2 separate regions of the Homo sapiens genome follow, and region 2 is linked to region 1. The links are chromatin loops, found by intact Hi-C in ENCODE. Cell type or tissue: Calu3. All regions are shown on one strand. Links, peaks and the distances in the headings refer to the core of each region. The heading gives the core; the rest is flanking DNA.

Region 1 (2,932 bases), core at 176-2,675:
TACTAACTAGAGTATTATATTTGTGTGCAGCTCTTTTGGTCTTTAACCTAAAAAGTATATAGTCAAAATGCTGTTTTCCAAACCGACTTAAGGTTATTTTCTTCGCACAGTCTTTACTGTGGTAATGCTATTAATTTGTAATTGATTTGATTTGTTACGCTTCATATTTCATCTTCAGTTTCCCCCCTGTTAAAATTCTGGTTAATTTTAATTGTTTATATTTTGGGATATGTGAAGGATCACCATGGTTTAAAGCATCAAAACTATTATAAAAATATGTATTCATAGAAATGTCACTTCTCCCTCATCTCTTCTGCCTCATTCTTATTTGCCCAATATTTCCACACTGTTTCTACACATCCCCTGTAATTAACCAACCTCATTAGTTTCTGGTTACTCTTTGTATTTCACTTTGCACATTTTTATAGAAATATATTTTAAGAAATGTCTGGTAATATCTTTTTTCATTTTTCAGCAGGTTTTCAGATTTTTGTCTCCTCAATTTTAAAGAGTTCTTTATATATTAGTATATTAGCCATTTTTCTAGATTACGTTGAATATTTTCAGCACGTTTGTCAGTTATCTTTTGGCAATTTTCTACTTTTTCTGCCATGAAAATATTTTATAGTTATGTAGTCAAATTCATCAATCTTTCCTTTTATTGCCTCTGAATTGTGAGATGGTCTTTCCCTAGATGAGAGTTAAAAAACAAGTTACTCATGTTTTCTTTCAGTAGTTGTACAATTACATGTTTTGCATTTAGATCTCTGAAACTTTTTAAGTTCCTTCCTGTGAATGGTGTGAGAAATAGATCTAACTATGTCATCTTCCAGTGGCTATCCATTTTCCCACCACCATTAAGTCAATAGCCCATCATTGTCCCAGTGACAAGAGATGCCGCTTTTATCATTTACTACGTTTTCATAGGCATTTGGGTCTATTTCAAGACGTTAAATATATTTCACAAAACAAAAAAAACAGGCTTTTTTGTCTCTTCATCCACAAGTACCACCTGATTTAGTTGCTGTGCCTTAATAATGAGCTTAAATTCCTAGTAGGGCTAAACCTTCTCATAGTGTTTCTTTCATAGTGTTTTCTTATCTATTTTTGCATGTCGCTTTTTCATATTTAAATTTCTATTTAATGTTACTTTGTCTAACTTCATAAAAAGCTTCTTTGTATTTTTATTGGGTGTTAAATTTATAAACACAACTTTGATAGAAATGACATCTTTATAATACTGGGTTGGTCTAGCCAGGAACTGTGCATGTCATTCCATTTATTCAAGTCTACTTTTTGGCTTTTAAGAGGGCTTTAAACATTTTGTTTTATGTTTTTTGTTTTTTTATTTTTAGTAAAGGTAATACCTTTTAAATAGGGCATCTTAGCCATCTGTGCTGCTGTAACACAATACCATAGACTGAGTAATTTATAAACAACAGAAATTTTTTTTCAGTTTTAGAGACTGGGAGGTCCAAGGTCAAGGTGCTGGAAGATTCAGTGTCTGGTGAGAGCTGCTCTCTGCTTCCAAGATGCCGCTGTAATGCTGCATCCTTTAGAGGTGAGGAATGTTGTGCCCTCACATGGCAGAGGGCAGAAGTGCAAAAGGGACAAGCTTCCCTCATCAAGCTCTTTTATAAAGGCAACTAATCCCATTTACAAGGGAAAAGCTCTCATGGCCTAATCCCTTCTTAAAGGCCCTACCTCTTAATTCTATCATATTGGCAATACCTGAATTTTTCAGGGAACACATTCGAACTATAGCATAGGCTTATTGATTTCTGTATGTAAATTTGATATTATGCCATCTAACTGAATTATTTTATTGTTTACATTATTTTTAGCATTGATTCTCCAGGGTTTTCCAGGAGTCTATCCTATCAGGTGAAAGTAGAGATGTTCCTATTTCTCTTTACCCATACTTATGCCTCCATGAATTTCTCTTATATAAAAGTAGTATAATGTTAAATACTATCAGAGATTGTGGACATATTTGCATCTTTCTTGAACTTAGTGAAAATGCCTAGTATACATTTTCATTACATAAAATACCAGTTTTATGACAAAGATATATAGTATATGTTTATATAAATGTATATTTGTATATTTTATATATACACACACATATACACATATATGTGTACACACATATACACATATATGTGTACACACATATACACATATATGTGTACACACATATACACATATATGTGTACACACATATACACATATATGTGTACACACATATACACATATATGTGTACACACATATACACATATATGTGTACACACATATACACATATATGTGTACACACATATATTATCATCTTTAAAAAGTGCCCATAATCACTATTTTCTTGAATATTTTTTAGCAGGAAGTGGCTTTGAATTTTGTTGAAGGCTTTTTGTAAGCAACTATGAAGATACATGTCTTAGTCTGTTCAGGCTGCTATAGCTAAATACAATAAACTGAGTGGCTTATAAACAACAGAAATTTTCTAATAGAGCTGGAAGCTGGAAAGTCCAAGACCAAGATCCTGGCAGATTTGGTGTCTAGTGAGATCTTGATTTCTTATTCATAGATAGCTCCTTCTAGCTGTACCATTATATGGTGGAAGAGGCAAACCAGCTACCTTAGGCCTATTTCATAAGGCACCAATCCCATTCATGAGGACTTTGTTCTCATGATCTAATAACCTCCCCAAAGCCCCACCTCCTAATATCATTGTCTTCGGTTATAGGATTTCAACATATGATTCTGGAGGGAACACAAATATTCAGACCATAACAATAATCATATGATTTTTAGATGTATTAATATAGTATATGCTCTTAATAGGTTGCCTAATATTTAACCACGTTTGTATTTCTGGAATGAAAAACACTTGTCTGCGATGTATTATTTTCTTAATGTGGCACTGGACTCCATTT
Region 2 (2,932 bases), core at 141-2,640, 300 kb before region 1:
CCTATCAGGTAGATTTATAAATAAAAGAACATGTCACTACCAAATGATATGATCTGTCACTTCATGCAGTATATCAGGTAGCTATAGGTAGTATGAAACTTGGAAAAATATGAGGCAGAGGATGAACATGATAAAGTTTTATGTGCAACTTCATTATCATTCCCTCAGCTACGCTATAAACAATGTCTATTCTGAATCCACTTTTAATAGTCACCAAGAGAAGAGAGAAGAACAACAGAACAGAGAGAAGTAGATTCTTCAACTCAGCTGTCAAGTGAACTCAGGATATCAAAGGACTGTGCAATGTGTTGTCAGAGGTCATGTTCTTTGACCACTATATTTTCCCATACTATATGTTACTGGTGGCTGGTATCAGAGTTTCCCCAGGTTATCAGCAGTGTATCTTAATGCGTCTGCAGCAACTTCAATTTTTGCCTCCTGAGAAGAAAGAATTCTACTGAGGAGCACAAGGCAGAACAAGACCGAAGTGAGTTTCAGAGCAAGAGTGGAAGTTTTTTTTTTAAAGGCTGTAGAATAGGAAAGAAAGGAAAGTTCACTTGGAAGAGATCCAAAAAGGCGTCTGAAGGTCAAAGAGAGCATTTAACCTTGGTCTCCTAGGACTTTTTGGCTCACTTCTTTTCCATGATTCTTCCCTTAGGGTGGGCTTCCCGCATGCGCAGTCTCCTCTTTGCCCCTGGGAACTGAGCATGCGGTAGTGTGTTTAGGAAGTTGCTCGTATGCCCATCTGAGGCTTTCTTCCCTTTTCTGGTGAAGTGTCCCTGGAAGATCATACTTCTCTATTTTGTATGTTAACATGCATGCCCCGGAGGTTTCTTCTCCCTGGCATCTCTATTCCCTTAACACTTTAATGTTAATAGCTGTGGATCATCAGGAGATTGTCTCTCTCTGGTGCCCTAGCACTCCCTACTGAGTTGTCATTTTTAGCGAGGCAGTGTGATAATTGTTGAACCATCACCTGACATTCCTAGTGGGTGGGGGAAGAGCCCTCTCCCGCCTCACTCATCCCTATCTAACTACCTGTAACACTATACACATTTGTCTTCTGTGATAATGGAGCTGCATTTCTAAGCCCTGAATATTTGGATTTCACTTTCCTTTAACTACTGTTTATGCATGCACATACCACTTCCTTGCATCCCAACACCATAGGGGCTAGCTGCAGGTCACATGGAATAGGATGTTCACTTCTAATGAGGAAAGAGGCCATTCCTCCTACTGTCCCCTGTCTCCAAAGAAAAGGAGGAAGTAAAAACTGAAAAACAACAGACTGATCCGCGCCACTGGCCAGGCCTGTAAGTTAAAGATTAACCACCACCCTAACCACTTGTGCTGTCTATAGATCACAGACAATGGTATGGAGAAATACTTGCCTTGCTCACCACCCCCACCTAGTCACGTACCCCATGCTTGCACAATCTATCACACGACCCTTTCACGTGGACCCCTTAGAGTTGTAAGCCTTTAAAAGGGCCAGGAACTCTTTCTTCAGGGAGCTCAGTTCTTTTTTTTTTTTTGAGTCGGAGATCTTGCTCTGTCGCCCAGGCTGGAGTGCAGTGGCCCGATCTCTGCTCACTGCAAGCTCCACCTCACGGGTTCACGCCATTCTCCTGCCTCAGCCTCCCCAGCAGCTGGGACTACAGGTGCACGCCGCCACACCCGGCTACTTTTTTTTTGTATTTTTAGTAGAGACGGGGTTTCACCGTGTTAGCCAGGATGGTCTTGATCTCCTGACCTTGTGATCCGCCCACCTCGGCCTCCCAAAGTACTGGTATTACAGGCGTGAGCCACTGTGACCGGCCAGAAGCTCGGTTCTTGAGACCCAAGTCTGCAGATGCTCCTGGCTGGATAAAGCATCTTCCTTCTTTAACCTGGTGTCTGAGGGGTTTTGTCTGTGGCTCCTCCTGCTACACTTACAGAGTTCTTACCTTCAACAGTTATGATGCTCTTCTAGTCCTAAAATCCACTTCAAGAAATAGATTCTGAGCACAAACCTATGACATTGACAAAGTTCAAGCAAGTTTCTTCAGGACAGGATGTGTTTTAAAATTGAGTATGCTTTACAATGAATCATAGGTGGTGACTAACTTAAAATGCACACTTGAGTTATCACAACAGAATAGAAAAATTGGCCCTGGATTATTCAGTTTTTAAGAACAGGTTATATTATATATATTATATAATAAATTTATTGTATATGTTATATTTATATAGAGAGCTATATAATATATAACTAGATATAGTATTATAACCTCATTCTTGAAATCAGGGCCAAAGAGAACATGGCTACAAGACTAAATGTTGATATTCTACAATTTGATTGAATTTTGAGTTGTCTAACTTCTTTTAATTTAATAATATATTTCATTTAGATAATTTCTAAAACATTATCGTTTCAACACATAATCAGTACAAAATATTATTAAGATATTTTACATTTTGGGGGTACGAAGTCTTCCAAATTTGGCATGGATTTTTCACTTTACAGCCATGTCAATTCAGACACTAAATTTGTATCAGAAATACTTGATTTCTATTTAGATTTTATAAAATTTACATTAAGAAAGTAGATTCAGCCAGGCACGGTGGCTCACACCTTTAATACCAGCACTTTTGGAGGCTGAGGAGGGCAGATCACGAGGTCAGGAGATGGATACCATCCTGGCCAACATGGTGAAACCCTGTCTCTACTAAAAATACAAAAATTAGCTGGGCGTGGTGGGGCGCAACTGTAGTCCTAGCTACTAGAGAGGTTGAGGAAGGAGAATCGCTTGAACCCAGGAGATGGAGGTTGCAGTGAGCCGAGATCGCACCACTGCACTCCAGCCTGGTGACAGAGTGAGACTCTGTCAAAAAAGAAAGAAAGAAGGAAGGAAGGAAGGGAGGGAGGGAGGGAGGAAGGAAAAGAAAGAAA

What was found. Hi-C counts contacts between places; a loop is a spot of excess contacts. Peaks named below come from ENCODE experiments on the same cell type or tissue, not always from the same donor. Only the 100,000 strongest peaks of a DNase experiment are listed, where the experiment ranks them.
Region 2: a loop joins it to region 1, with 11 times the contacts of the local background. A loop is called at or near these places in 2 of 110 quality-filtered maps.

Annotation. Positions count from the first base shown.
Region 1 is chr10:64,429,567-64,432,498 of GRCh38, reverse strand. The region is part of intron 4 of LOC124902439 (a long non-coding RNA gene); the gene reads right to left. Among named protein-coding and RNA genes, the nearest start is that of LINC02671, 490 kb to the left of the region's middle. In Calu3, for the core only: a CTCF peak has its summit at 1,586; a DNase peak (open chromatin) is centred at 1,568.
Region 2 is chr10:64,730,360-64,733,291 of GRCh38, reverse strand. No RefSeq gene overlaps it. Among named protein-coding and RNA genes, the nearest start is that of LINC02671, 190 kb to the left of the region's middle. In Calu3, for the core only: no CTCF peak of the experiment used is centred there; a DNase peak (open chromatin) is centred at 1,351.